Linked DNA regions of Homo sapiens: region 2 is linked to region 1. Evidence: chromatin loops called from intact Hi-C (ENCODE). Cell type or tissue: IMR-90. All regions are shown on one strand. Links, peaks and the distances in the headings refer to the core of each region. The heading gives the core; the rest is flanking DNA. Region 1 has its middle 17 kb from the start of SCGB1A1. Region 2 overlaps AHNAK (AHNAK nucleoprotein).

Region 1 (12,836 bases), core at 7,634-12,633:
AAGGAGTAGGGTGATTTGCGCCGACTTGTGACCCCACCAAAGATGCTGGGGGTGACAGCCCTGCTGCCTGACCAAGGGCTTGCTGGCCCCATATTAGCATCTCTAACAGGGGAGGACGACAGTGGCTGCTTCAGAGGGCTCGGTGAGGGTGAACTGAGCTCCTGGAGGATTTATTTATTTATGTATTTATTTATTTTTGAGGCTAGGCTCGGTGGCACATGCCTGTAATCCCAGCATTTTGGGAGGCCGAGGTGGGTGGATTACTTGAGGTCGGGAATTTGAAACCAGCCTGGCCAACATGGTGAAACCCCATCTCTACTGAAAATACAAAAGTTAGCTGGGCGTGATGGCATGCTCTTGTAATCCCAGCTACTCGGGAGGCTAAGGCAGGAGAATTGCTTGAACCCAGGAGGTTTAGGTTGCAGTGAGCCAAGATCGTGCCACTGCACTCCAGCCTGGGTGGCAGAGTGAGACACCATCTCAAACAAAAATAAAATAATATAAAATATAAAATAAAATATTTATTTTTGAGACAGGTTCTGACTCTGTCACGTAGGTTGGAGGGCAGTGGCTCCATCACAGGTCACTGCAGCCTCTACTTCCTGGGCTCAAGTGATCCTCCTGCCTCAGCCTCCTGAGTAGCTGGGATCACAGGTGTACACGGTACCATGCCAGGCTAATTTTAAAAATTTTCTGTAGAGGCCGGACGTGGTGGCTCACACCTGTAATCCCAGCACTTTGGGAGGCCAAGGTGGGCAGATCACTTGAGGTCAGGAGTTCGAGACTAGCCTGGCCAACATGATGAACCCTCATCTCTACTAAAAATACAAAAATTTAGCCGGGCGTGGTGGCACACACTTGTAATCCCAGCTACTCAGGAGACTGAGGCAGGAGAATTGCTTGAACTCAGGAGGCGGAGGTTGCAGTGAGCTGAGATGATGCCACTGCACTCCAGCCTGGGCAACAGAGTGAAACTCTTGTCTCAAAAAAAAAAAAAATTATACAGACGGGTATCTCTATGTTGTCCAGGCTAGTCTTGAACTCCTGAGCTCAAGAGATCCACCTGTCTTCGCCTCACAAAGTGCTGGGATTACAGGCATGAGCCACTGTGCCCAGCCACCCTATAGTATTTATAAAGTGTTTAGAAATAGTGTCTGGCACATAGTAAGCACTTAGCAGATGTGAACCCCCACTATAACTTGGGAGATTTTGGCTGAGGGCCCTCAACTGTCCTGGGGATCTGCCTTTGTGGAGACGGGGCTGGGATGGACGCTGCCAGGCTCCCTCTGGCTCTCTGCAGATCTCTGTTGTTCCCTGACTTCTCCATTTGGTCAGGTGTGGCCAGGCAGCATAAGCATCATTTCCCCCCTGATTATAGGGTTAAACTAAGAAGTGATCATGACAGGCGTCATCATGAAATATCCCCACTGCAATCGGTGGCCATCTCTGTCCACTAGAGGCTCAGAAACGGGCTCCCAGGGATGGACACTGGCGTGCACTCCTGGGGGCTTGTGGGATCTGTGTCTGCCGTTCCCTCTGGCCAGCCACGGGTTGTTTCTGGAATGGGGCTCGTGGCTGGGAGGGAGGAAGGAGCTGTGGGAAGCAATCCCAGGTTCCTTGGTGGGATTGGAAACTCTGCCTCAAGCCCTGGAATTTTGACTTCCTGTTTGGCCTGGCACTTGTTCCCTAACATTTTCGGCTCTGACACATCCTCTCCCTCCCCCTCTCAGTGTCGTTTCCTCATCGTAAAATGAGGGGGTTGCACTAGATCATATCTAAGGCCCCTGTGAGCTTGAGAAAGCCACGATTCTACCTCCCGGCCACCCCCTCACTTTTCCCTCAGGGCCCTTGATTGGCAGTGAGTGGAGAGGTGGGAAGAAGGAGAGAAATCGCAATAGCTGTGCATCAGGCCACACGCAGGATGGCCCCGTGGCAAGGAACTGTCCAGTCCAAAATGTGAATAGTGCCAAGGTGGAGAAACCCTGTTTTAGGGAAGGAAAGACAGAAGAGAGGAGAGACTTAAAAGACAAATGCGGCCGGGCACAGTGGCTCACGCCTACAATCCTAGCACTGTGGGAGGCGGAGGCGGGCGGATCACTGGAGGTCAGGAGATCGAGACCAGCCTGGCTAACATGGCAAAACCTCATCTCCACTAAAAATACAAGAATTAGTCAGGTGTGGTGGTGGGTGCCTATAGTCCCACCTACTCGGGAGGCTGAGGCAGGAAAATCACTTGAACCCGGGAGGCGGAGGTTGCAGTGAGCTGAGATCGCGCCACTACACTCCAGCCTGGATGCTAGTGTGAGACTCCATCTCAAAAAAAAAAAAAAAAAAAATCACACAAAAATCCAAAACAAACCAAAAAGAAAGACAGATGCACACATGCACTACAAATAATAAATGGTTAGACAAATGATAATGAAAAGGAACATTTAGGGATAAACAAAATGCATAGGAAAAGGGTTTATGAAGGAGATTGGACAAAGTTGCCAGGATAGGAAGGATGTGTTTGCAAAGTGGCCATAGCTGGGCTGGGTCGAGTTTAAGGTGCTAGCCCTAGAGTACTAACCAGCATTCACTTTACAGATGAGAAAAATAGGGAAACTGCCCAGGCGCGGTGGCTCACGCCTGTAATCCCAGCACTTTGGGAGGCCGAGGTGGGCGGATCACAAGGTCAGGAGTTCGAGACCATCCTGACTAAAACAGCGAAACCCCGTGTCTACTAAAAATACAAAAAAAATTAGCTAGGCGTGGTGGCGGGCGCTTGTAATCCCAGCTACTCGGGAGGCTGAGGCAGGAGAATGGCATGAACCCGGGTGGTCAGAGCTTGCAGTGAGCGGAGATCACGCCATTGCACTCCAGCCTGGGTGACAGAGCGAGACTCCATCTCAAAAAAAAAAAAAAAAAAAAAATAGGGAAACTGAGAGGGATGGGTGTCCATCCCTCTCCTTCCTGGTTCACTTTGGAAGATGCCACCTCTGTTAAGGGCCGCTCCTGTGGGATTTCAGCAATGCAGCCAGGTCAGCAGTGGTACCTGTTGATGCTACACAGCAACCTTAGGATGGCAGGCTGCATAGTCCAAAGGCCCAGGAAGTCATTATCATATGAGCATTCTCATGTGAGCCGGTCATGATTAGTTTTTCTATGAGACCTTTGCTCCTCATTGAAATAACAACAAATCAGTTGTCTCCACGCCAGAGGAAGATACCACATAAAGCAAGACTAAAAGGAGCAGAGAACAGAGAAGGTCTTCCTGGCCTTAGGGATGGGCAAACATTTCTAAAACAGAATGCAAACAGCACTAACCACAGAAGAAAAATCGATGAATTGGACTTTATCAAAATTAAATCCTCTCTTCATCCAAGGGCACCATTAAAAAAATGAAAAGGCAAGCCTCAGACCTGGAGAAGATATATATCTGCAATACATATGTCTGATAAAGTATTCGTTTCTAAAATATTTGAAGTACTGCAGATCAATAAGAAAACTAAAAATGACCCAATTAAAAAAATGAGAAAAAGAGGCCAGGTGCGATGGCTCATGCCTGTAATCTCAGCACTGTGGGAGGCCGAGGCAGGTGGATCACCTGTCAGGAGTTCGAGACCAGCCTGATAAACACGGTGAAACCCTGTCTCTACTAAAAATACAAAAATTAGCTGGACGTGGTGGCAGGCACCTGTAATCCCAGCTACTCGGGAGTCCGAGGCAGGAGAATTGCTTGAACCCGGGAGGCAGAGTTGCAGTGAGCCGAGATCACACCACTGCACTCCAGCCTGGGAGACAGAACAAAACTCAGTCTCAGGAAAAAAAAAAAAAAAAAGAGAGAAAGAAAAAGACTTGACCAGGCACTAACAAAAGAGGATACCCAGATGGCCAAATACACTGTGAAAAGGTGCTCAACATCATTATTCATCAGAAAATGCAAATGCGCTGGGAAATTAGCTGAGCCTGGTGGCACAAGCCTGTAGTCCCAGTTATTTGGGAGACTGAGGTGGGAGGATCATTTGAGCCTAGGAGTTTGAGGCTGCAGTGAGCTATGATCATGCCACTGCACTCTGGCCTTGGTGACAGAATGCAAAAGAAAAAAAAAGAACAACATAGACACACAAAACTCCCACAAAAAGATACTACTACACACCCACCATAATAGCTAAAATGAAAAGACTGACAATACCAAGTGTTGCTGAGAATATGGAACAACTAGAACTATTGCATATTGCTGTGGGGAGTGTGGAAGAGGTACAGCCACTGGGAACATTGTTTGGCAGATTATATTAAAGCTATAGATATGCCTGCTGTACAACCCAGAAATTCTACTCCTAAGTATTTGGGTAAGGGATTTGGGCTGGGCGTGGTGGTTCACACCTGTAATCCCAGCACTTTGGGAGGCCAAGGTGGGTGGATAACCTGAGGTCAGGAGTTCGAGACCAGCCTTGCCAATATGGTGAAACCCCGTCTCTACTAAAAATACAAAAAAAATTAGCTGAGTGTGGCAGATGAGTGCCTGTAATCCTAGGTACTCAGGAGGCTGAGGCAGGAGAATCACTTGAACCCAGGAGGCAGATGTTGCAGTGGCTGAGATTGCACCATTGCACTCCAGCCTGGCAGACAGAGTGAGACTCCGTCTCAAAACAAAACAAAACAAAGCTGAGGGGTTTGAGTGCCTATGCTGACAATAATGTATGTACAAAAATGTTCAAAGAAGTTTCTCCAAACCTGAAACACCCCAAATTCCCATCAACAGAAGATTGGAGAAATAAATTGGTGATCTATTCATATAAGAGTACTATGCAATGATGAAAAGATTATATGCTCTGATTCCATTAATATATGGTTCAGAAAGAGGCAAAGCTGATCTATAATGAGTCAAATCATGATTCTGTCTGGTGGGGATATGGATTGGGAGGGTGCATGAGGGAACGTTTTGGGGTGCTGGAAATATTCCTTATGTGGCCTGGAGTGGTGGTTATAGAAATGCCTATTTATGAAAATGATTATCAAGCTGTCCATTGTGTGCTTTATGTACTCTGATGAATGTATGTTATACTTCTTTTTTTTTTTTTGAGACAGAGTCTTGCTCAGTCACCCAGGCTGGAGTGCAGTGGCGCGATCTTGGCTCACTGCAAGCTCCGCCTCCTGGGTTCACGCCATTCTCCTGCCTCAGTTTCCCGAGTAGCTGGGACTACAGGCGCCCGCCACCATGCCCGGCTAATTTTTTTTTGTATTTTTGGTAGAGACTGGGTTTCACCGTGTTAGCCAGGATGGTCTCGATCTCCTGACCTCGTGATCCACCCACCTTGGCCTCCCAAAGTGCTGGGATTACAGGCGTGAGCCACTGCGCCCGGCCTATACTTTTTTTTTTTTTTTAATGAAAAGAAATGCAGATTTTCATGTCCAAGAGAAGTAATAACAATAATAATTTATGGAGCACCCAATATGTGCCTGGTTGCTTTATAGAGATTATTTGCCTTAATCTATCCAAACCACCTGTCAAAATGATATTCTTTTCTTGTTAGAGAGGAGGAAACTGAAGCTTAGAGAGGGACAATAGCTTGTCTGAGTATCACAGCTGGTAAGTGTGGGAGTTAGACTTGAATGCCATATTCTGCACTGTTGCCACTTGGCTTGGGATGTTGAGAGTGAATCTTGGTACAGCATCAAAGCTCTCTGTGTTGCCTGCTACTCCCCCGGAGCATCAGATGTTGCAGACACCATTCTTTAAAGAGAACTTCATTGTGTGAACCCCAAGTTCCCCCACCTTCTTCAAAACAAAAACATGAATTGGGAAGCCCAGCCCCTTTATGAACCCTTTCCATGAATTTGTTCCAATCAGGAAAAGAGCCTGCAACTTCCTCCCCACCCTGTTCATCCTAACTGTTCTGTGTTGTGAATTCGCTGAGAATGAAAGGGGATGGGCTAGAGCTGTCAATACTGTGAGCCAGGCTTGAACTCCAGCTCTGCTCCTTTTAAACAGTGAGGCTCTTGGGTAGTTATTTAACTTCTCAAAGCCTTTGTTTCCTGGTCTGTGAAAAGTGACAGTGGTACTTCCCTTCTAGTCTCACTGTGAGAGTTAAATGCGGTCATATGTAAGAAGTGCTCAGCTCAGCGACAGGTTCATAGCAAGTGTGCAATAAAAGGTAGTGTAGAAATGTCAAAACTGGCTGGGTGCGGCCAGCCTGCAATCCCAGCACTTTGGGAGGTCAAGGCAGGAGGATTGCTTGAGTCCAGGAGTTCAAGGCCAGCCTGAGCAATATAGTAAGACCCCATCTCTTAAAAAGATAAATAAATAGGCCGGGTGCGGTGGCTCAAGCCTGTAATCCCAGCACTTTGGGAGGCCGAGGTGGGCGGATCACGAGGTCAGGAGATCGAGACCATCCTGTCTAACACGGTGAAACCCCGTCTGTACTAAAAATACAAAAAAATTAGCCGGGCGAGGTGACGGGCGCCTGTAGTCCCCAGCTACTCGGGAGGCTGAGGCAGGAGAATGGCGGGAACCCCGGGGGGCGGAGCCTGCAGTGAGCCAAGATCGCGCCACTGCATTCCAGCCTGGGCAACAGCGAGACTCCGTCTCAAAAAGAAAAAAAAAAGATAAATAAATAAATAAAGCTTTCACTTTCCTGGTGCCTAATTCCTTCCAAGCCTCTTAAAGAGGCTTAGCACCTTTGCCCTCTAAATAATTCAACACACATTTGGAAGAAAGAAGTTATGTGAATGGTTTCTTCACAAAGTGTAACATATAGTGAATAAATGGGGCAGAATTGCAGGACTTCAGCAAGGAAAGGGGGGCATTTTGAACTAGAGTGGTCAGATGGTGGTATTATTTGGCTGAGTCTTCAAAAATGGGTAGGATTTAGTCACAGAGAGAAGACCAGGAAGGTCATTCTCAATTAGGGGGAGGGCAGGAGGTAGTTTTTAGGAGCCAAGGTAAAGTTTGGGAAGGGTGAGCAGGTGATTTTGGTTGGTGCTTGAAACTTGTGTAGGGACTAGTAGAAGATAAAGTAGGAAAGGAGGCCTGGTTCCAGATGAGGTCCCATTAAGAAAGCTGGCTTTTTTTTTTTTTTTTTTTTTTGAGACAGGGTCTTGCCATGTTGTCCAGGCTGAAGTGCAGTGACAGGATCTTGGATCACTGTGCAACCTCTGCCTCCCGGATTCAAGTGATTCTTCTGCCTTAGTTTCCTGAGTAGCTGGGATTACAGTGTGTGCCACCACACCCGGCTAATTTTTGTATTTCTTTTTAGTAGAGGCAGGGTTTCACCATGTTGGTCAGCCTGGTCTTGAACTCCTGACCTTAGGAGGTCCGCCTGCCTCGGCCTCCCAAAGTGCTGGGATTACAGGCGTGAGCCACTGCGCCTGGCCCGAAAGCTGGATTTGTTTCTGTTGGAAAAGGAGTTGCTGAACTTTCTTGAGCGCAGGAGGTGTAAGATGAAGCCTGGGGCATGCAGGCCCACGTGGGAGGTGAGAGAGACCAGGCCAGGAGGCCCATGAGAGGACAACCTGCGCATTCATGGGAGTCCGATGGGGATGAGTTGGGTGTGACTCGGGGAGGAGGCACTGGGCTGGGACAGAAGATGTAGTAGTTAGGCTCTGGGAGACGACAGGGAGGGAAGGTGAAGGGCCATGAAGTCTCAAAGCCAGTTGCTTGGGTTCATGAAGCAGAAAGGGTTCATGAAGAGGAAAGGGAAGAGAGAAAGTCAGTTTGGAGATGATAATGAAAGGGATTTCTTAATGGCTGAGGCTGGAGGTGGCAGCTGTTTTCACGGTTCCTACCTTCCTCTGTTATTTGAATGTTCTTGGGAACACACTGTCCTCTTCTGGTCTCGGGCTTGTATGGGGGGCACCAAAAGGACAGACTCGGGCTTTATGCAAGCTTCCTTTCCACCCTTGCCGCACAGAAACCACACAGAGGGAGGCGTGGCAAGACCAAAAGAGACCCAACAGCAGGATCCTTTCCAAATCTATCCCTTCCAGAGGCAAGCATTTGTTTGGATGCCCTAGCAAGGAGTGGGGGGACCTTCTTTCAGTTGGTGCAAAGTTAACGAACCATCTTCTGATTTTATGGAGAGATGCAAATAGTGTGTTGAATATAAATCTCTTTGTTGTTGTTTTACAGGACTGTAGAAGCGGCCAGGAAGAAAACCACCCCCTCTTAAGGTTGTTTTTGTGACCGTTCTTTGGAGCATTGTTCTAAAAATGGGAAATTACATATTGCTGTGCCAAGGGCAACAAACACCTGCAGTTAAAGGAATACCTTCCGCGAGGCGGCTTTTCGGAGCATGCATGTTTATAGCTCCAGCCAGGCCAGACCGAGGGCTGCTGCATAAGCCCTGCTTGGTGCATTTCTTTACTTGCAAGGGGACAGAGTGTGGGCTTAGGTTTGGGACTAGAGGGGGCTTTGGCAACTATGGTGCTCAGGTGATTATCCTTCGCTCGTTTATCCAATAAACATTTATCAAGCATCTGTTCTTGTGTCAACCTTTGTGGTTTTCTCTGTTCCCTTCCCTGGCGTTGTGAGAATCCCTGGGAGAGTTGGCCACAGGCAGCAGCTTGCTGTCACTATTTTTTTTTTTTTTTCAGTTTTCAGAGTCAGCACATGACTGCTGCCTCCACATGACCGAGAACCCCCGCGCGTTCTCTCCTTTCTCTCTTTTCTTTCTCCCTCTTACACCCCTTGCTCCCCCTCCCCTTTCTCTTTCCTCTTTATTTATCTAAAAAAGGAGAAATGTAATCTTTTTTTTTTTGAGACAGTGTCTCACTCTGTCACCCAGTCTGGAGAGTGCAGTAGTATGATCTCAGTTCACTATAACCTCCACCTCCTGAGTTCAAGTGATTCTCGTGCCTCGGCCTCAGTAGCTGGGATTACAGGCCTGCCACCACGCCTGGCTAATTTTTGTATTTTTTTTTTTTTTTTTTTTTTTTAGTACAGACGGGATTTCACCACATTGGCCAGGCTGGTCTCAAACTCCTGACCTCAAGTGATCCACCTGCCTCGGCCTCCCAAAGTGCAGGGATTACAGGGATGAGCCACCATGCCCGGCCAATACATGTATTTTTTAACATGCCAATCGATACGTTTCTTCAGGCACACGCCTTTTCAAAGTTTCCTGTCACTGGGGGTCAGTCTGAAATTCTTATTCTATGGTAGCAGACGTTAAAGGATAACTTTCGATTATCTGGTTAATATTTAACTTTTATCAACATTGATATTGCAAAATAATCAGGTCTTGAAATTTATCAAGCATGAAATGAATACCATTCAGATGGATTTGTGGTTTAAGAGGAATCCAGTTTCATAAACGAGTCTCATCTTTTTTTTTTCTTTTTTTTTTGAGACAGAGTTTTGCTCTTGTTGCCCAGGCTGGAGTGCAATGGCGTGATCTCGGCTCCCTGCAACATCTGCCTCCTGGGTTCAAGCGATTCTTCTGCCTCAGCCTCCCAAGTAGCTGGGATTACAGACACCCGCCACCACGCCCAGCTAATTTTTGTATTTTTAGTGGAGATGGGGTTTCTCCATGTTGGTCAGGTGGGTCTCAAACTCCTGACCTCAGGTGATCCACCTGCCTCAGTCTCCCAAAGTGCTGGGATTACAGGGGTGAGCCACCGTGCCTGGCCAACTAATCTCATCTTTACCTAGAAACAGAAAAGCAGGGAACAACGGAATACGATGAACTTCAAACTTTTTTTGCATTTTGGTTAGAACTTCCTGCCCACAGAACATATGAATTCCTCAAATGGGTCAGCCACAGAGTAATGGGAGGTCTTTTTGGGGGTTTAGGGTCATGTCTCAGGGGCCACTTGGTTATTGATATGGTCCTCCTGGAAGCAGAGAGATGGAATAAAAAGGTCGGGAGGCCAAGGCGGGCAGATCATGAGGTCAAGAGATCGAGACCATCCTGGCCAATATGGTGAAACCCTGTCTCTACTAAAAATACAAAAATTAGCTGGGCATGGTGGCATGCATGCGCCTGTAGTCCCTGCTACTTGGGAGGCTGAGGCAGGAGAATCACTTGAACCGGGAGGTGGAGATTGCAGTGAGCCAGGATGGCACCTCTGCACTCCAGCATGGCAACAAAGTGAGACTCCGTCTCAAAAAAAAAAAAAAAAAGGTCTCGAGTCCTGTAATATACTTAATTTACTGTCTTGGCTTCCACCTTGGTTTCAATTTTTCCACTAGAGGGTCAAAAGTAGAATCCTGCTGCTCTGATCAAGTACTTGACGCAGATGTACATTCGAATGATTTATTTTCCTTTTGCTTTCTTGGGTTTTCTAATTTTTCTACAATGAGTGGCAAGATAACTAAAATGTGAATCATGCCTTCATAGGACTCACATTCTAGAGAAGGCAACAGTTAGAAGCAAACATGCTATAGTAAGATAAATACATGATTTATCCCACTGTAAATACATGCCCCAGATTAGGGGCGTGGAAGCTCAGCAGCAGAAAGAGCCCCTGAACCTCAGGGCACAAAGTGCTGGGTAGGGAGAACAGGGAGAAAGAGCCCACAGACTAAGTCGTGAAAGAATCTGAAGGGGGCCAGACTTAGCAAATGAAATACAGTATGCCCGTTAAGTGTGCATTTTAGATAAATAATGAAACAATTTTTAGTATAAGCATGTCCCAAGTGAGTCATGAAGGATGGAGTTTGGTTCTTCCAGGGACTTTGGGAAGGGAAAGCATTTCAGTTAGCGGGAACTGTTTCTGCAAAAGTGTGGAAGTGTGAATGGCATGGATTTGTTGCCTGTTTCAAATGTGAACGTCTGTGCCTCGACATGAATCGACAAGCCTTACTCAGAGGGCAGTTTTATTTCCGAGCATCATCCACTGCTGCACCCTCAAAGTGAAGGGTAGGTGGGAAGCAGCAGGATTTGAGGCCACAGTGGGAAGCAGGGCCACCATCTCCAGGAGCCTTTGATGATGGGTGAGGGGTTTGGACTTTATCCAACAGGGGACCAGGAAGAGGGAAGGATTTTAAGCAAAAGCATGAACTTCCTGTTTGATTTTTGGCAATCATGGGAAGGAAGTAAGACTAAAATCTTAGAGACTATTTAGGAGGCAGATTAACGGCCCCTCAAGGATCTCCACGTCCTAATCCCCAGACCCTGTGCATGTGTTAGGTTACCTGGCAAGAGAGAATTAGGGTTGCACATGGATGAAGGTTTCTCATCAGCTGACCGTGAGAGGGGAGGTTGTTTTGGAGTATCTGATGGGCCCAGTGTAATCACAGAGATCCTTATGAATGGAAGTGGGAGGCAGAAGAGGAGATCAGTGTCGGAGAGAGAATTGCAGAGGCTGCCCTGCTGACTTTGAAGATGGGGAAGGGGCCATGAGCCAAGTAATGCGGGTGGCCTTTAGAAAATGGAAAAAACAAGGAGACAGATTCTCCCCTGGAGACTCCAGAAAGAATGCAGCCTGCCAACACCTTGGTTTTTAGCCCAGTGAAATGCATTTCAGACATCTGGCCTCCAGAACGAGAAGATCATAAATTTGTGTGTTTTTAAGTTATTAAGTCTGTGGTAAGTTGTTACAGCAGCCATAGAAACTAATGTAGAGGCTGTTTGCAATGATCCAGGTCACAGATGGTGAAGGCTTGGAATTGGCAATAGGGTCAAGAGAAGGGGATAAGGGCTGGGCACGGTGGCTCACGCCTGTAATCCCAACACTTTGGGAGGCAGAGGCTGGCAGATCATTTGAGTCCAGGAGTTTGAGACCAGCCTGGCCAACATGGCGAAAACCCGTATCTATGAAAAAAAATACAAAAATTAGCTGGGCATGGTGGTGTGCGCCTGTCATCCCAGCTACTCAGGAGGCTGAGGGAGGAGGATTGCTTGAGCCTGGGAGGCGGAGGTTGCAGTGAGCAGTGATTGCAACCTTGCACTCCAGCCTGGGTGACAGAGTGAGACCCTATCTCAAAAATAAATAAATAAAAAAAAATAAAGGGATCAATTCCATGTAAGTTGAGATGGACTCAGAGACCGACTGGACGCCTAAGGTCAGGAGGTCAGGAGATCCCCCAGCCCAGCAACCCTTTCTCCTCTCCTGATGCCCCAAGGCCTGCTCCTCCTTCCACAGCTCCCAGGGAGCCTCTGATCAAGTCTCTATCCTGTCCCAGGGCTGATTAGTACCTACTTTTGTGACAGGGGCCTAACAGGGAATTCTTTTTCATTTTTATTTTTGAGATGGAGTCTCATTCTGTCACCCAGGCTGGAGTGCAGTGGTGTGATCTCGGCTTACTGCAACCTCGGCTCACTACAACTTCCGCCTCTGCAACCTCTGCCACTGCAACTTCTGCCTCCTGGGTTCAAGTGATTCTCTTGCCTCAGCTGTAGCGGGGACTACAGGCATGCGCCATCATGCCCGGGTAATTTTTGTATTACTAGTAGAGATGGGGTTTTGCCATGTTGGCCAGGCTGGTCTCGAACTCCTGACCTCAGGTGATCCGCCTGCCTCAGCCTCCCACAGTGGCTTGAGCCACTGCACCCAGCCCTAAGAGGGAACTCTAAAGGAAGCTCTGTAGGTATCTGCCTCGTGGTTACACACACAGGGTGGCTGTGAAACCGCCTTTGCAAAAATTACAACTGAGGAAATTATGACAGTGAAAGAGATCAGACCTAACCGACTCCATCTTCCTTCTAACCTTTAAGCTGTCCTTGTTCATTCCTGGGCATAGGCCTGAACTAACTTTGGGAAGGAATTCAGTTCATGTTTTGACTCTGAAACAAAATTGATAATAGCCATTTCCCTAAAAAAAACCCCATTCTTGCCTGTGGACCAGTCTGCCTTTGCAAGACTAACAAATTAGCTACAAGATTAGAAATTTAGTTTAGCGGTCATGCAGCCTC
Region 2 (16,928 bases), core at 7,269-12,268, 79 kb before region 1:
ATCTCTATGCCTGAAGTTGACCTGAATCTGAAAGGTCCAAAGGTGAAGGGCGACATGGACATTTCTCTGCCCAAAGTGGAAGGCGACCTCAAGGGCCCCGAAGTTGACATCAGGGACCCCAAAGTGGACATTGATGTCCCAGATGTGGACGTTCAAGGCCCAGACTGGCACCTAAAAATGCCCAAAGTGAAAATGCCCAAGTTCAGCATGCCTGGCTTCAAAGGAGAGGGCCCAGATGTGGATGTGAACCTGCCCAAGGCTGACATTGATGTCTCAGGACCCAAAGTGGACGTTGATGTTCCTGATGTGAATATCGAAGGTCCAGATGCGAAACTAAAGGGCCCCAAGTTCAAGATGCCTGAGATGAGCATCAAAGCCCCCAAGATCTCCATGCCTGATATTGACTTAAACCTGAAAGGACCCAAAGTGAAGGGCGATGTGGATGTTACCCTTCCTAAAGTGGAAGGTGACCTCAAGGGCCCAGAAGCTGACATCAAGGGCCCAAAAGTGGACATCAACACCCCTGATGTGGATGTTCATGGCCCAGACTGGCACCTGAAGATGCCCAAGGTGAAAATGCCCAAATTCAGCATGCCTGGCTTCAAAGGAGAAGGTCCAGATGTGGATGTGAGCCTGCCCAAGGCCGACATCGATGTCTCGGGACCCAAGGTGGACGTTGATATTCCAGATGTGAATATCGAAGGTCCAGACGCAAAACTGAAGGGCCCCAAGTTCAAGATGCCTGAAATAAATATCAAAGCTCCCAAGATCTCCATACCTGATGTTGACCTGGATTTGAAAGGACCCAAAGTAAAAGGAGATTTTGATGTGTCTGTCCCTAAGGTTGAAGGGACTTTGAAAGGCCCAGAAGTAGATCTTAAAGGTCCACGTCTGGATTTCGAAGGCCCTGATGCCAAACTCAGTGGCCCATCTTTGAAGATGCCATCGCTGGAGATATCTGCTCCTAAAGTAACTGCTCCTGATGTTGATTTGCATCTCAAGGCACCAAAAATTGGATTTTCAGGTCCGAAGTTAGAAGGTGGTGAAGTGGACCTCAAGGGACCCAAAGTTGAAGCTCCAAGCTTAGATGTACACATGGACAGCCCAGATATTAACATCGAAGGGCCAGATGTTAAAATCCCCAAATTTAAGAAACCCAAGTTTGGATTTGGGGCAAAAAGCCCCAAAGCTGACATCAAGTCACCTTCACTGGATGTCACTGTTCCTGAGGCAGAGCTGAACCTTGAGACTCCTGAAATTAGTGTTGGTGGCAAGGGCAAGAAAAGTAAGTTTAAAATGCCTAAAATTCATATGAGTGGTCCTAAGATTAAGGCCAAAAAACAGGGATTTGACCTGAATGTTCCTGGGGGTGAAATTGATGCCAGCCTCAAGGCTCCGGATGTAGATGTCAACATCGCAGGGCCGGATGCTGCACTCAAAGTCGACGTGAAATCGCCCAAAACCAAGAAAACGATGTTTGGAAAAATGTACTTCCCAGATGTAGAGTTTGACATTAAATCACCTAAATTTAAAGCTGAGGCCCCTCTCCCTAGCCCCAAACTGGAGGGTGAACTCCAGGCACCTGATCTGGAACTTTCTTTGCCAGCGATTCACGTCGAAGGTCTTGACATCAAGGCGAAGGCTCCCAAGGTCAAGATGCCAGATGTGGACATCTCAGTGCCAAAAATAGAGGGTGACCTGAAAGGCCCCAAAGTGCAGGCAAACTTGGGTGCACCTGACATCAACATCGAAGGCCTAGATGCTAAAGTCAAAACACCGTCCTTCGGCATTTCTGCCCCTCAAGTCTCCATCCCTGATGTGAATGTAAACTTGAAAGGACCAAAGATAAAGGGTGATGTCCCCAGCGTGGGACTGGAAGGACCAGATGTAGATCTGCAAGGTCCAGAAGCAAAAATTAAGTTCCCCAAGTTTTCCATGCCCAAGATCGGCATCCCAGGTGTGAAAATGGAGGGTGGGGGAGCCGAGGTCCATGCCCAGCTACCCTCTCTTGAAGGAGACTTGAGAGGACCAGATGTTAAGCTCGAAGGGCCCGATGTTTCTCTAAAGGGGCCAGGAGTAGACTTGCCTTCAGTGAACCTCTCTATGCCAAAAGTCTCTGGGCCTGACCTTGATCTGAACTTGAAAGGACCAAGTTTGAAGGGAGACCTGGATGCATCTGTTCCCAGCATGAAGGTGCATGCTCCAGGGCTCAACCTCAGTGGTGTCGGTGGCAAAATGCAGGTGGGAGGAGACGGTGTGAAAGTGCCAGGGATCGATGCCACAACAAAGCTTAACGTTGGGGCACCAGATGTGACACTGAGGGGACCAAGCCTGCAGGGAGATCTGGCTGTCTCTGGTGACATCAAATGCCCTAAAGTATCCGTAGGAGCTCCTGATCTAAGCTTGGAGGCATCCGAAGGCAGCATTAAACTTCCCAAAATGAAGCTGCCCCAATTTGGCATCTCTACTCCGGGGTCCGACTTGCACGTCAATGCCAAGGGGCCACAGGTTTCTGGCGAACTGAAGGGGCCAGGTGTGGATGTGAACCTGAAAGGGCCTCGGATTTCAGCACCGAATGTGGACTTTAACTTGGAAGGACCAAAAGTGAAAGGGAGCCTTGGGGCCACTGGTGAGATCAAAGGCCCCACTGTCGGAGGAGGTCTTCCAGGCATTGGTGTTCAAGGCCTAGAAGGAAACCTCCAGATGCCTGGAATTAAGTCCTCTGGATGTGATGTGAACCTGCCAGGCGTGAATGTGAAACTCCCAACTGGGCAGATTTCTGGGCCTGAAATCAAAGGTGGTCTGAAAGGTTCAGAAGTAGGTTTCCATGGGGCTGCTCCTGATATCAGTGTGAAGGGGCCTGCCTTTAATATGGCATCTCCTGAGTCAGATTTTGGCATCAACTTGAAGGGCCCAAAAATCAAAGGAGGTGCGGATGTTTCAGGGGGTGTCAGTGCCCCAGACATCAGCCTTGGTGAAGGGCATTTGAGTGTTAAAGGTTCCGGGGGTGAGTGGAAGGGACCCCAAGTCTCCTCTGCTCTCAACTTGGACACATCTAAGTTTGCTGGGGGCCTTCATTTCTCAGGACCAAAGGTGGAAGGAGGTGTGAAAGGAGGTCAGATTGGACTCCAGGCTCCTGGGCTGAGTGTGTCTGGGCCTCAAGGTCACTTGGAAAGTGGATCTGGAAAAGTAACATTCCCTAAAATGAAGATCCCCAAATTTACCTTCTCTGGCCGTGAGCTGGTTGGCAGAGAAATGGGGGTGGATGTTCACTTCCCTAAAGCAGAGGCCAGCATCCAAGCTGGTGCTGGAGACGGCGAGTGGGAAGAGTCTGAAGTCAAACTGAAAAAGTCCAAGATCAAAATGCCCAAGTTTAATTTTTCCAAACCTAAAGGGAAAGGTGGTGTCACTGGCTCACCAGAAGCATCAATTTCTGGGTCCAAAGGTGACCTGAAAAGTTCAAAGGCCAGCCTGGGCTCTCTGGAAGGAGAGGCAGAGGCCGAAGCCTCTTCACCGAAAGGCAAATTCTCCTTATTTAAAAGTAAGAAGCCACGGCACCGCTCAAATTCATTCAGTGATGAAAGAGAGTTCTCTGGACCTTCCACCCCGACGGGGACGCTGGAGTTTGAAGGTGGGGAAGTGTCTCTGGAAGGTGGGAAAGTTAAAGGGAAACACGGGAAGCTGAAATTCGGTACCTTTGGTGGATTGGGGTCAAAGAGCAAAGGTCATTATGAGGTGACTGGGAGCGATGATGAGACAGGCAAGTTACAGGGGAGTGGGGTGTCCCTGGCCTCTAAGAAGTCCCGACTGTCCTCCTCTTCTAGCAATGACAGTGGGAATAAGGTTGGCATCCAGCTTCCCGAGGTGGAGCTGTCAGTTTCCACAAAGAAAGAGTAGCAGGCCTTTGTATGTGTGTACATATATATATATATAACAAAACATCAGCCTTGGGTGGTGTGTTCCTATATAAACTCCAAAGGGAAACACACCGACTGCCTCAGCAATCATGCAAAGACCTTGCCTGGCCCGGTGGCAAGCGCTGAAAAACCGACCGCCTGTAGGCTCCTGGAACTATACAGATAGGTAAAGAGTTCCAAGTTCGTCCAGCCCATGTGCAAAGTCAACAGTATTTGCCTTAAGATTTCATATATATATATTTTTTTGCATTGACTGCTGAGAGCTCCTGTTTACTAAGCAAGCTTTTGTGTTTATTATCCTCATTTTTACTGAACATTGTTAGTTTTGGGGTAATGGAAACCCACTTTTTCATTGTAATGACTTTGGGGGCTTTTGTTAGTAAGGGTGGGTGGGGTGATGGGTTGCAGACGGAGGTCAGGTCTTCCTCTTTCCTGAGACTGGATCTGTTCAAACAGCAAACGCCCACAGATGGCCCAGAGGTGGTGGTAGTCAGGGTGTGTGGGTGTTTTTAGGGTTCTTTAGTGTTGTTTCTTTCACCCAGGGGTGGTGGTCCCAGCCAGTTTGGTGCTGACGGTGAGAGGAAATTAGAATCTGTTTGCAAATTGTCCAACCCACCCCCTCAACATGAGGGGCTTCCATTTTCTGTGTTTTGTAAGGGAACTGTTTCCTTCATGCCGCCATGTTCCTGATATTAGTTCTGATTTCTTTTTAACAAATGTTATCATGATTAAGAAAATTTCCAGCACTTTAATGGCCAATTAACTGAGAATGTAAGAAAATTGATGCTGTACAAGGCAAATAAAGCTGTTTATTAACCTTGATGTCTTGTGCCTTTGCATTCTGTGTTGCGGGGGCGTGAAACCTGGGGAAGCTGCACAGCCAGCTGTGAGTGTTCAGACCGGATCCATCTGGTGGCATTGCTAGTTTCATCAGTGACTTTAAGACAGTGACCTTCGGGAGGTAGTGGGAGAAAATCTTTGCTTCTTGATTCTCATGGTGAGGCTGGTTGTGCCATTGCTGAGAAATCAAGAAGAGGCTTGGCCTCGGGACCCACTCACCTACTTTGCATCCTCACATATGAATATACAATTCAGAATTGGTTCTAAATGGGTTACAGATGTGAACAGTTAAAAGGCCTCCTGGAATTACCGAAAGGGCTCTGCTTGTGAATCACCGCTCTGCCATTTATTCCTGACATGGCTGCAGGTTTGCTGAGTAACCGCTGTTGCCCAGGCTGGAGTGCAGTGGCACAATCTTGGCTCACTGCAACCTCCTCCTCCTGGGTTCAAGCGATTTTCCTGCCTCAGCCTCCCGAGTAGCTGGGATTACAGGCCCTTGCCTCTACGCCTGGCTAATTTTTATATTTAGTAGAGACGAAGTTTCACCATGTTGGCCAGGCTGGTCTCAAACTCCTGACCTCCAGTGATCCACCCGCCTTGGCCTCCCAAAGTACTGGGATTACAGGCATGAGCCACTGCGCCCGGCCAGGGTGCTGATCTTGTGTAAGTTATCTCTGTGGTTCTTTCTAGTCCATTTTAGGGCTAAACATTATGGAAAAGTCTTCTGACCAAAGTCCCCTTTTGATTTCCAGCTCTGTTGACAGTATGTGGGGGTGGGGGAGGAGTGGTTCTAGTCACTGGCTCCTAATGTTGGTCATTGCTGGGCAGAGGGTGATGCTTTCTTATACTTGGACCAAGCTTGTCCCCCTCGCCATTCCTTAGAGATGCCCCATTTCTGCCAGTGGAGGCAGCTCTGCACCTCTCTGGATCCCCCCAGAACAGAGATAAAATAGCTCCCACCCCATCCTTCCCTGTTTAGTACCAGCTTGTCAGTGGGATCTCATGCCTTCCCTAGCTTCATCTGTCCTCACCGTGGCCAGCAGAGCCAGTGTTCTGGGGGTTTTGGAGCTCAAGGGTGGCCCATGGATTTGGAAAGAGATAGGTTGGGAGGGAGGCCCTTGATACCCGGCTGCGTTTTAGATGACCGACCTACAGCTTCTTTCGTGAGTTGGACAGGATGCTTAACCTGCTTGAGGCTCAGTTTCATCACCCTTAAAATTGGGATAGCAGCATTCATAGGGCCAGAGTTCGTCCAGGTATTGGGGTTATGCATTGCATGATGGCACCACACTGAAGTGTGCAGCATCCATGTGACAGCCAGATACATACTTATGGAGAGCACAAGAGTTGGCATGAAATCCTAGAGAGACAGGCATGAGCCCATCTTCTACAGAAACCCCCTGCTGCACTGGGCTACACGCACACTCCAGCCGTGAGCATGCTCAGGTTCAATGATGCACACAACTGCACACATCACCGTCTGTCCTAACTGGGCCTGGGGCTGTCCCCGGGGTGCTGCTTTCACTCAACCAACCACAGCTCAAAACCCATCTCCTGTTCCTTCCTCAACTCTGAAGCCAAGAGTGTGGGGCAGGTCAGAGTGTGCATGCCGCTTGAGATAAGTAGCCCTGGTGTCTGGAGGGTGGGGTAAGTGGGTGACGGTGGGGTGAGTGTGCGACAGTGGGGTGCACTTGTGTACACAGCTAGGGAGGAATGCCCATTAGGATGCTGGAAAGTCCTCTGAGGAGAACTACCCAGGCTGTCCAATAATATATCAATTAAATTTTTTTTTAACTTTAGGAAGAAGTGATGAAGGCTAGTGGTGGCCCCCAGTGTCCATTCAATAAATGTTTTCTGAGTCCCACGTGGCTAGATGTGTCCCAGTCCCACTGATCTCAGATTCCTCTTCTGAGGATCTCCACAGAGTGAATGATGTGATGGGTGTGAAAAACTGGAATGCCTTGAGCCCTGGCAATAAACCCGTGGAAATCATGCATGTACCAGGGATGGCGAGGCCAGTGATCTCATTGGGTGGGACAGTCAGTGGGTGGTGGGTAGGATGGAGAAGGGACAAGGCAACTAGCTGTACAAACTTGAGAGTCTTCTAGCCACCTTCTTCTCAATGTCAGGTCTGGGCTGGAGGCAGTGGCCACAGAACATGAACGCTGCTTCCCGCAGTGATGGTTACCACAGCAGCGACGGCATGGGAGGAGACACGGGCTTATGTGGTGTGTGGAGGGCGCACCCCAGCTCCCTCGCCCTGCCCATGCACCTTACCCCTGCCCTCCCTCAGTTCCTGATGGGGTGGTCCAAGTTATCCCCTAAAGTCTTTTTTTTTTTTTATTTTTGAGACAGAGTCTCGCTCTTGTTGCCCAGGCTGGAGTGCAATGGTGTGAATTTGGCTCACTGCAAACTCCGCCTCCCGGGTTCAAGAGATTCTTCTGCCTCAGCCTCCTGAGTAGCTGGGATTAAAGGCGCCTGCCACCATACCTGGCTAATTTTTGTATTTTTAGTAGAGATGGGGTTTTGCCATGTTGGCCATGCTGGTCTCGAACTCCTGACCTCGTGATCTGCCTACCTTGGTCTCCCAAAGTGTTGGGATTACAGGCGTGAGCCATGGCGCCCGGCCTATCCCCTAAAGTCTTGCAGGAACCAGCCTTGCAAGGTCTGACACTCTAAGGTCCTGGTTCCTGCACTCGAGGGTGAGAGCAGCGTCAGGAGACTGGGAAGGGGCTGGACTCTGTGATGTTCTTTCCCAGAGTTCAGCAAGGAGCAATTGCAAGGACTGCAGTCTCAAGGTCAGCCTCGCTTTAGGCAGTGTGACTGTGTGTGGACAGTGGTGTAGTTAAGGGGGCATCTGGGAAAACAGAATTATTTTGAATTACACCATGGGCTCACAAATGGCAGGGAATAGTGAACAGTTCCTCCTTTCCTTCCTTCCTCCCTCCCTCCCTTCCTTCCTTCCTCCCTTGCCTTCTTCCTTCCCTTCCTCCCTCCCTCCCTCCCTCCCTCCCTTCCTTCCTTCTTCCTAACAGGATCTTGCTCTGTCACCCAGGCTGGAGTGCAGTGGCACGTTCTCAGCTCATTGCAACCTCCACCTCTCAAGCTCAACCACCACACCGGGCTAATTTTTGTATTTTTTGTAGAGACGGGGTTTCACCATGTTGCCCAGGCTAGTCTCAAACTCCTGAGCTCAATCAATCACTCCCTCCTTGGCCTCCCAAAGTGCTGGGATTACAAGCATGAGCCACCGCGCTTAGCCCAGGGAATAATTTTCATAAACTCACACTCATTTCTCTATCTGTCAGGTTCCCTCTCGCAAACTTAGTTCCATTTGAAGATAGTTCAATCAGAGAGACCTAATAAAGAGACAGTTTATGGAGTAGTGGGCAGGGGCAAAGGAGGCCACAAGGGGTGGTGAGACCCCCAGGGGCAGTAGGAAGCTGGTACTATCCCTGGCCCTGAAGGATATGAGGAAGAAGTGGTGTTCCTGAAGTCCAGCGTGCACTGGAGGTAGAGGAGGAATCCTCAGTGGGGACTATAGCCATAGAGGACCAGCATCTGCCAGAACTGCCTGCCGTGTGAAGCAGGGAGGAACACCCTGACCCCTCTCTCCACTGGAGGGCACGGGAGCCCAGGTGTTGCAGCTGATCCACCTCCTGGGGCACAGAGTCGGGCAGAGAAGCAGGAGCAGGGGTCTGAAGGTGGAGGGAACAGATAGAGAATAACCAGGACAAGGCCAGGTGCAGTGGCTCACGCCTGTAATCCTAACACGTTGGGAGGCCGAGGCAGGTGGATTGCCTGGGCTCGGGAGTTTGAGACCAGCCTGGGCAACATGGTGAAATCCCATCTCTACTAAAATACAAAATTAGCTGGGCGTGGTGGTGCGCACCTGTAATCCCAGTTACTTGGGAGGCTGAGGCAGGAGAATTGCTTGAACCCGGGAGGTGGAGGTTGCAGTGAACCAAGATTGTGCCACGGCACTCCAGCCTGGGTGACAGAGCAAGACTCCATCTCAGAAAAGAAACAAACTAGCCCGGTGTGGCACTCGCCTGTAGTCCCAGCTACTCAGGAGGCTGAGGCAGGAGAATCACTTAAGCCTGCATTCCAGCCTGGCAGACAAAGCAAGACTCTGTCTCTCGTTTTTTCTGTTTGATAAGTTTGAATTTTTATACATCGAGGTTTCTTAAACTAGAATTTAAGGTATGATCATAAAGTAATGCTACAGTTTTTTCTTAAAGAAGCACACATATGTCCCAATGGCAATTCTGCTTTCAGTGGTCACCTCGGGAAGCTCTACACTTACTTCTGTAAAAAATCTACTGCTGGGCCGGACGCGGTGGCTCATGCCTATAATCCCAGCACTTTGGGAGGTCGAGGTGGGTGGATCACTTGAGGTCAGGAGTTTGAGACCAGCCTGGCCAACATGGCGATACCCCGTCTCTACTAAAAAATATATAAAAATTAGCTGGACGTGGTGGCACATGCCTGTAATTCCAGCTACTCTGGTGGCTGAGGCAGGAGAATCATTTGAACCTGGGAGACAGAGGCTGCAGTGAGCTGAGATCATGCTACTGCAGTCCAGCCTGGGGGACAGAGCGAGACTCGTCTCAAAACAAACAAACAAGCAAAAAAAAAAAAACAAAAAACAAGCCTGGTTAATTAGGTGGGTGGGTTGTTTGGGGTCAAAAGCAAGGCGTGATTATGTGTGTGACTAACTTTCCTGTGTGGTTGGGAAGTTGTCTCAAATGTTTTGAGCAAAGGCTGCACTGTTGAAATATTGCTATGTCTCCAGCACCCCAAAGCAAAAGTGCATCACCCATGAGGACTTTGCATGTTGCTTATATACATGTCCTGCTTCAGAGTGCCACCTTAGCTCTTTGGTATTTTGCATTAGCTGTGACATTAAAAAACATTATGTGGGAGATGCAGCTAATTGTGTACCTGAAATTTCTTTTTTTTTAAAGTGTATTTATTTTGAATGCAAATCTACCGAGAAGTTGCAAGAATAATACAATGAATATTCATATAGCTTTCAGTTGGATTCACCAATTGCTAACATTTACTTTGTTTGCTTTAATCTCTCTCTGTCTCTCTACATATACATATATATATATATGGTTTTTTTGTTTGTTTGTTTGGGACAGAATCTCATTCTGTTGCCCAGGCTGGAGTGAAGTGGCATACTCTTGGCTCACCACAACCTCCACCTCCTGGGCTCAAGCAATTCTCCTGTCTCAGCCTCCCAAGTAGCTGGGATTACAGGTTTGTGCCATCATGCCTGCCTAATTTTTGTATTTTTAGTAGAGACAGGGTTTCACCATGTTAGCCAGGCTGGACTCGAACTCCTGACCTCAGGTAATCCACCTGCCTTGGCCTCCCAAAGTGCTGGGATTACAGGCATGAGCCACCGCACCTGGCTCATATAGGTGTTATCATTACTTTTGCTGAATCATTTGAGAGTAAATTACAGACATCATGATCCTTTACCCATAAATACTTCAGCATGTATGGGCATTCTTTTATATAACTCCAATAGAGGGCGGGCGCAGTGGCTCACGCCTGTAATTCCAGCACTTTGGGAGGCTGAGGCGGGTGGATCTTGAGGTCAGGAAGTTCCAGACCAGCCTGGCCAACATAGTGAAACCCCATCTCTACTAAAAATACAAAAAATTAGCCGGGTGTGGTGGCAGCTACTCAGGAGGCTGAGGCAGGAGAATCTCTTGAACCCGGGGGAGGTGGAGGTTGCAGTGAGCTGAGACTGTGCCATTGCACTCCAGCCTGGGCGACAGAGTGAGACTCCGTCTCAAACAAACAAACAAACAAACAAACAAACAAAACTCCAATACAATAATTAAATTCAGGAAACAAAACATTGACATATTATCTAATATGTAGTATATCTTTAAATTTCACCAGTTGCCCCAGTAACTGTCTTTACAGTAATGTCTTTTTTTGTTTGTTTTGAGTCAGAGTCTTGCTCTGTCTGCCAGGTTGGAGTGTAGTGGTGCGATCTTAGCTCACTGCAACCTCCACCTCCTAGGTTCAGGCGATTCTCCTGTCTTAGCCTCCTGAGTGGCTGGGATTACTAGCGCCCGCCACCACACCTGGCTAATTTTTGTATTTTTTAGTAGAGACGGGGTTTCGCCATGTTGGCCAGGCTGGTCTTGAGCTCCTGGCCTCAAGGGACCTGCCTGCCTCAGCCTCCCAAAGTGCTGGGATTTGCGACCATGCCCGGCGACAATGTCTTTTTTTCCTCTTTGGGGTTCAATTGTTGATGACCTCACATGATGTTTAGTTGTCTTGGTCTCTTTCTTTCTTTCTTTTTTTTTTGAGACGGAGTTTCACTCTTGTCACCCAGGCTGGAGTGCAATGGTGTGATCTCGACTCACTGCAACCTCTGCCTCCCGAGTTCAAGTGATTCTCCTGCCTCAGCCTCCTGAATAGCTGGGATTACAGGCACCTGCCACCACACCCAGCTAATTTTTTGTATTTTTAGTAGAGACAGGGCTGGTCTCGAACTCCTGACCTCAAGTGATCCACCCACCTTGGCCTCCCAAAGTGCTGGAATTACAGGCGTGAGCCACCGTGCCCGGCTGTTTATTTCTTTAATCTGTAATAGTTTCTCAGTTTTTTTTTTGTCATGCATGGCACTGATATTTTTGAAGTGTGTGGGACCAGTTTTCTAGAAATGTCCCTCAATCTGGGTTTGTCTGATGATATTTCCTCATGATTGGGTTCAGGTTATACATTTTGGGGCAGGAATTCCACAGAAGTGATATTGGGTCCTTTTTGGTGCCTCGTGTCAGGAGGCACATGATGGGTATGTTAATTTCAATTCCTTGGTTAAGTAGGAGATTGCTAAGTTTCTCCATTGTAACGTTGCCATGACTCCTCATTGGAATTAACAAGGAAACCCAAGTTTTCAAGATAAAAGTCCAAGTTTGGGCAAGTTTATCTCACAAGCACACTTTAAGGGGTTGGTGGCATGCTTAGCCTTGGCGTGATCTCGGGCTGGGAGTTTTGAAAGTGGAGTTCTGGCTTTGAGCTTTGCAGCACAGAGCAGCTCTCTGTCTTTCCTCACGAGGACAAAGAATTCCATGCATGAATGCCTGCCACGGGCCGGGAATGCCATGTGCTGTTTACCAGCCTCTGAATTGCCCCGTGGCGTCAGGCAGCCGCTGGTGCTTCCTAAGGCTGAAGGCGCCCAGCAGAGGCGCTGCCATGGGCCACAGCAAATGTGTAGGGAACATTCTGCTGAGGAGGGCAGTTTCATTTCCCTTTAAATGCCTCTGTTATTTTCCACCACACGCTTGAGGCTTGGCCCTAATGGAAAAACTTCCCAGTAGTGGGGCCAAGGATGGGAAAGGGTTACGAATGAAAAGGCCTTCTCTTTGGACAGGGCGTTCTAGTCCACAGAGTGCTTTATCTCTTGAGATCTCACACTGCGTTCTCAGCTCCGCCCAGGCAAGCAGGCAGCTCTGGCATTTGCTGACCCTATCTTACAAACCAGAAAGGTGAGGCTCGGAAAAGCGAAGCGATTGGTCTCAACTCATAGAGTTGGGAAGAGGTGACTTGGCCAAAATCGATCCAAGCTTTCTGATTAAAAAAAGAATTTTTTTTTTCTTCCCTGTGATGTCACTGCCGTTTCCCTGAAGAAGCTGGGAATTTCTTTTCTGGGGGAATTTTAGGAAATAGAGGATGCCTCTTGAAATTTGCAGGGACTTGAACTCGGACTTTTTAACATTGTCGAAAGTAGTTATTAAAGTTATTATGGCCCAGCACAATAGCTCACTCCTGTAATCCCAATGCTTTGGGAGGCCGAGGCAGGAGGATCACTTGAGGCCAGGAATTCAAGGCTGCAGTGAGCTGTGATTGTGCCATTGCACTCCAGTCAGAATGACAGAGCGAGACCCAGTCTCAAAAAACAAATTAAAAAACCCCCATTATTATGTGCAAAGCCCCTTTCTTCAATGAGCCTACCATCCAGTAGGGGAATAATAATAATATCAGTTATCAGTTCTGCTATTTCCTAGCTGCGTGACCTTGGGCAAGTTATCAAACCTCATTGTGCCTCAGTTTTTTGTTTTTTGTTTTTTATTTTTTTGAGACGGAGTCTCTGTCGCCCAGTCTGGAGTGCAGTGGTGCCATCTCAGCTTACTGCAACCTCTGCCTCCTGGATTCTCCTGCCTCGGCTTCCTGAGTAGCTGGGACTACAGGCGTGCCCACCACGCCCAGCTAATTTTTGTATTTTTAGTAGAGACGGGGTTTTGCCATGTTGGTCAGGCTGGTCTCAAACTCCTGACCTCAAGTGATCTGCCCGCCTTGGCCTCCCAAAGTGCTGGGATTACAGGTGTGAGCCCGCATCCCCAGCCCTGTTTTTTAAATCTATAAAACAGGGATGATATGGTTCTTCTCTCACAGCTTTGTTGGGAGGATGATTTAAATTAACATAATGTGGTCAGCATATAGTAAATACTGTGTTAGCTATTCTTATATACTCTTAGTTTGTGTGAGGCATTGTGTATGTATTTTACATGCTTTCTCTCTTTTCATTTCCACAACAACCACATGAGGTGGGTATTATTTTTTTCATTTAACAGACAAAGAAACTGAGGCTCAGAGAAGTTAAGCAGGATGTCCAAGGTCACACAGCTAGCAAACAGCAGAGTCAGGATTCACACGGGGGTCTGTGCTGACTGAAAAGCCCATGCTTTTAATAGCATTCTGCTTGCTCTGGTACCAGGAAGACTGTTAATAACAGTGTATAACTATTTCAAGGTTTGGAGAGGAGTGGGGGGAGGGAATTCCAGGCAGAAGGACCGGGGAATAAAAGTGTGGAAGTGGAGATGTGTGCGTGGGAGGTTTAGCAGGGTCAGGCCAGGGAGCAAGAGAAGGGGGACGAACTCAGAATGAAACCTGAAAGCCAGGCAGCTTGGCTGGTTTCAGGTCCAGCCATGAAAGGAAAAAACTGGGACATACACCCATTTGCCCATTTTGGGGAGGAGGGAGTAGGGTTTAGGGTTCAGGCTCAGCCTCCTGGCTGCTGTCAGTCCCTCCCGAGGCTCTCCTGCCCCGGGCCACCCTGGGTCCTTCCTCTCCTGAGTCTTCACTCTTCCACTATAATAATAAACAAGGGAGAAACTATGATCAAATCATCTGAATTGTAACGAGCCCCACCCACTGGTCCCAGACCACCCGGCCCACACAGCCTGGAAGGCCCCCAGCCCTGGCTAAGCCCATGGCGTCCTGCTGCCCTGCAGCTAGGAAAATGCAGGCCAGGCACAACCCTCTGGCCAGCTGGGGCCCTGAGGGGCTGAGCCTCCTGTCTGGGGGGAGAACCTGAAAATGCAAGGGGGCTGCAGGGAGGAATTTTGGGTGGAACAAAGTTGCTCCTGCCCCTGACAGTTTCCCCTGTATCTCCTCACCTGCCGGCCCTGCTTGGCTGCAGGGCGAGGCTGATTTTAGCCCGAAGTGAGAACCTGCCAACAATCTGTGGTGTGAGTAGAAGGATCTCAGTCTTCCTGGCCTCCTGGGTGGGATGCAGCAGCTCCCCCGACCCCACAAACCCCGACACCCTTCCAAGGGGAAGGAACTCGGGCGTCCTCAAGCTCAGACCACTGGCTCTTTTTTTTTTAATATTTATTTATTTACTTATTATTATTTATTTATTTTTAGACAGGGTCTCGCTCTGTTGCCCAGGCTGGAGTGCTGTGGCGTGATCATGGCTCACCACAGCCTGGACATCCTGGGCTCAAGCCATCCTCCCACCTCAGCCTACCGAGTAGCTGGAACTACCGGCGTGCGCCACCATGCCCAGCTTGTTAACCATCCCCCCACCCCCGCCTTTTTTTTTTTTTTTTTTTTTTTGGTAGAGACAGGGGGTCTTGCTATTTTGCCCAGGCTGGGCTCCAGCGATCCTCCTGCCTTGGCCTGCGGAAGTGCCGGGATTACAGACATGAGCCACCGCACCCGGCCCGGACCGCTTGCTCTTCATTCCGGAGATTATGGGGAGCTGGAGAAGAAGAAAGCAAGCAGAAAACTAAGGGGGGAAACGAGAGAAAGAGCCCGGGATGGGCAGAGGCTGACAGTGTGGCCAGGGGTCCTGCTGGGGGCGGGTGGAGAGTAGGGGGAGGTGTGTCGGGGGAGGCAGCAGGGGAGGAGCAAAGCCCTAGGTCGAGGGGGAGGGAAGGGCGGCGGCTTGCAATGAGCGGCAGGGAGCGTTGAAGGGCGTGGAGCGGGAAGGAAAGAAAAAGAGGGAGAGGACTCACAGGGAGAAAGGACAGTGCCAAAGGGTGACTTCGAGGGGACTTTAGCCCCGCTCCCTGTCTCCATAAATCCCTCCTGGCACTCCAAACAAACCTACAATCGAAGTAAAGCAGCGCGCTTTCAATAGCGAGGCAAGGTCCCTTGCTCCAACCAGAAACGGGATGATACCTGGTGAACCCCCATCCAGCAAGCCCGGGGCCCTCAGAATCAAGGGCATGAGACCCTGGTCTCTAGAGAGCATCTGTGGCCACACCCCATTGGCCGAACTGTCAATCGCCAGGCCATATTTGGGCCTCATGACCCGTTGCTAGGCAGATTTTTATCCCCTGGGGTTGCTGTGAGCCATGTGCCCGCAGACTGGGTTGGAGGCGTGGGACACAGAGGGGAGCAAAGACGGGGCGAGCAAGTGGGAAAGAAGACCCTGGGGGGCTGTCGGGAAGCTGCTGAGACCAGGTATACACCTCCCAAGGGGTGGCCACGGGACCTCACCCCTTACCCTAGTGGGTCCCCAATGCCCAAACACTGGCCTTTCATTGCGCGCTTTCCCCTTTATCCAGACTTCCTTCAAATGACAGCTTTGTACCCTGAGAAACTAAGGTCCTGGAGAGTGTCAGCGTCATATATGTTATTGCTTTTGAAACTTTACATTTAAAAAGAGAGCTTTTAGACCCTGAGGGATGGGTCTCTCACGTGGTTATTTCAGGCCCATCAGCAGGCCAGCTTAGGGCATTTTGAAACGGCAGAGCCTTTTAGCCCATCCTCACAAACAGCGTGGTACCGCCTTGCTTTCTCCTCTGGGAGCTCCTGACATCCTCTGGATGCTGGGCTGCAGGGGGCAGGGTAGGGGGTGGGGCAGGGGCGCTTGACCCCTATGTGGAGGAGTTTTGGCCTTAAGGTTCCCCAGCCCCAGCCAGGTGAAAGGGGAGGCTTTTGACAACCTTGGGTCTTTCCAGCCAGTGTTTACCTAGGTGTGTGGTCTCCTCAAGGGCGCGTGGCTGCCAACCACGCCTCTGTCCTCTGTCTTCGGTGGCCAGGCGGTGGGGAGGGCTGGAATGTGAGCAGGCAGGCAAGAATAACGCCAGGGCATTTTCTATTTGTAAGATTGCAAGTTCGGCTCACAACTTGAATTTCAAGTGGGCCCTTCAGCCAGATAGGGAAGTCAGATGAGAGAGTGGAGGCAGCCAGTGCGGATTGTCTAAATTCCTAGAAAAATTCCTAGAAAATAAATTCTAGGAATTTAGCTGCAGGAGGGAGGAGCCCCAGGTGGGATAAGCTCTGGGTAAATTTGCTGGGGGGCCTGGCAGGGATGCTAGGCTTTTTGTCCTTCACGCTATTTAAACATCATGTTTTTCCAAAAATTGCGTGTCTCTTGAATCATATCTAAGACTCTCTTTCTTTCTCTCTCTCTCTTTCTTTCTTTCTTTTTCTTTCTCTCTCTCTCTCTTTCTGTTTTTGAGATAGAGTCTTGTTCTGTTGCCTAGGTTGGAGTGCAGTGGTGTGATCTTGGCTCACTGCAACCTCCACCTCCTGAGTTCAAGCAATTCTCCTGCCTCAACCTCCCTAGTAGCTGGGATTACAGGTGCGCACCACCATGCCTGGCTAATTTTTGTATTTTTAGTAGAGATGGGGTTTCACCATGTTGGCCAGGCTGGTCTGGAACTCCTGACCTCAGGTGATCCACCCGCCTCGGCCTCCCAAAGTGCAGGCATTACAGGCATAAGCCACCACGCCCGGCCTGGAGGCAGGGACTTTAAAAGAAGTTATTTTTTAAACTGAGCTGCTGCCCTCTTATGAAGGAAAACCACTCCCTCTAAGTACTGATTTTGGTGACTGCTCTTAGTTTGAAGTAATTATTGTGTCTAAAAATGGAAAATCACATGTTACTGTTTATCAAAAGGAAAT

What was found. Hi-C counts contacts between places; a loop is a spot of excess contacts. Peaks named below come from ENCODE experiments on the same cell type or tissue, not always from the same donor. Only the 100,000 strongest peaks of a DNase experiment are listed, where the experiment ranks them.
Region 2: a loop joins it to region 1, with 4 times the contacts of the local background. A loop is called at or near these places in 18 of 110 quality-filtered maps.

Annotation. Positions count from the first base shown.
Region 1 is chr11:62,429,166-62,442,001 of GRCh38, reverse strand. It overlaps a transcript of AHNAK not described here. Among named protein-coding and RNA genes, the nearest start is that of SCGB1A1, 17 kb to the right of the region's middle. RefSeq lists enhancers at 6,928-7,427, 7,428-7,929. In IMR-90, for the core only: no CTCF peak of the experiment used is centred there; a DNase peak (open chromatin) is centred at 10,251; H3K27ac peaks cover 2,476 bases.
Region 2 is chr11:62,503,713-62,520,640 of GRCh38, reverse strand. AHNAK (AHNAK nucleoprotein) reads left to right here. Exons shown (of 5, transcript NM_001620.3): 5 at 1-4,739. The coding sequence ends at 3,897. Among named protein-coding and RNA genes, the nearest start is that of AHNAK, 35 kb to the left of the region's middle. RefSeq lists a silencer at 11,790-12,084 and an enhancer at 14,231-14,978. In IMR-90, for the core only: a CTCF peak has its summit at 11,976; no DNase peak of the experiment used is centred there; H3K27ac peaks cover 194 bases.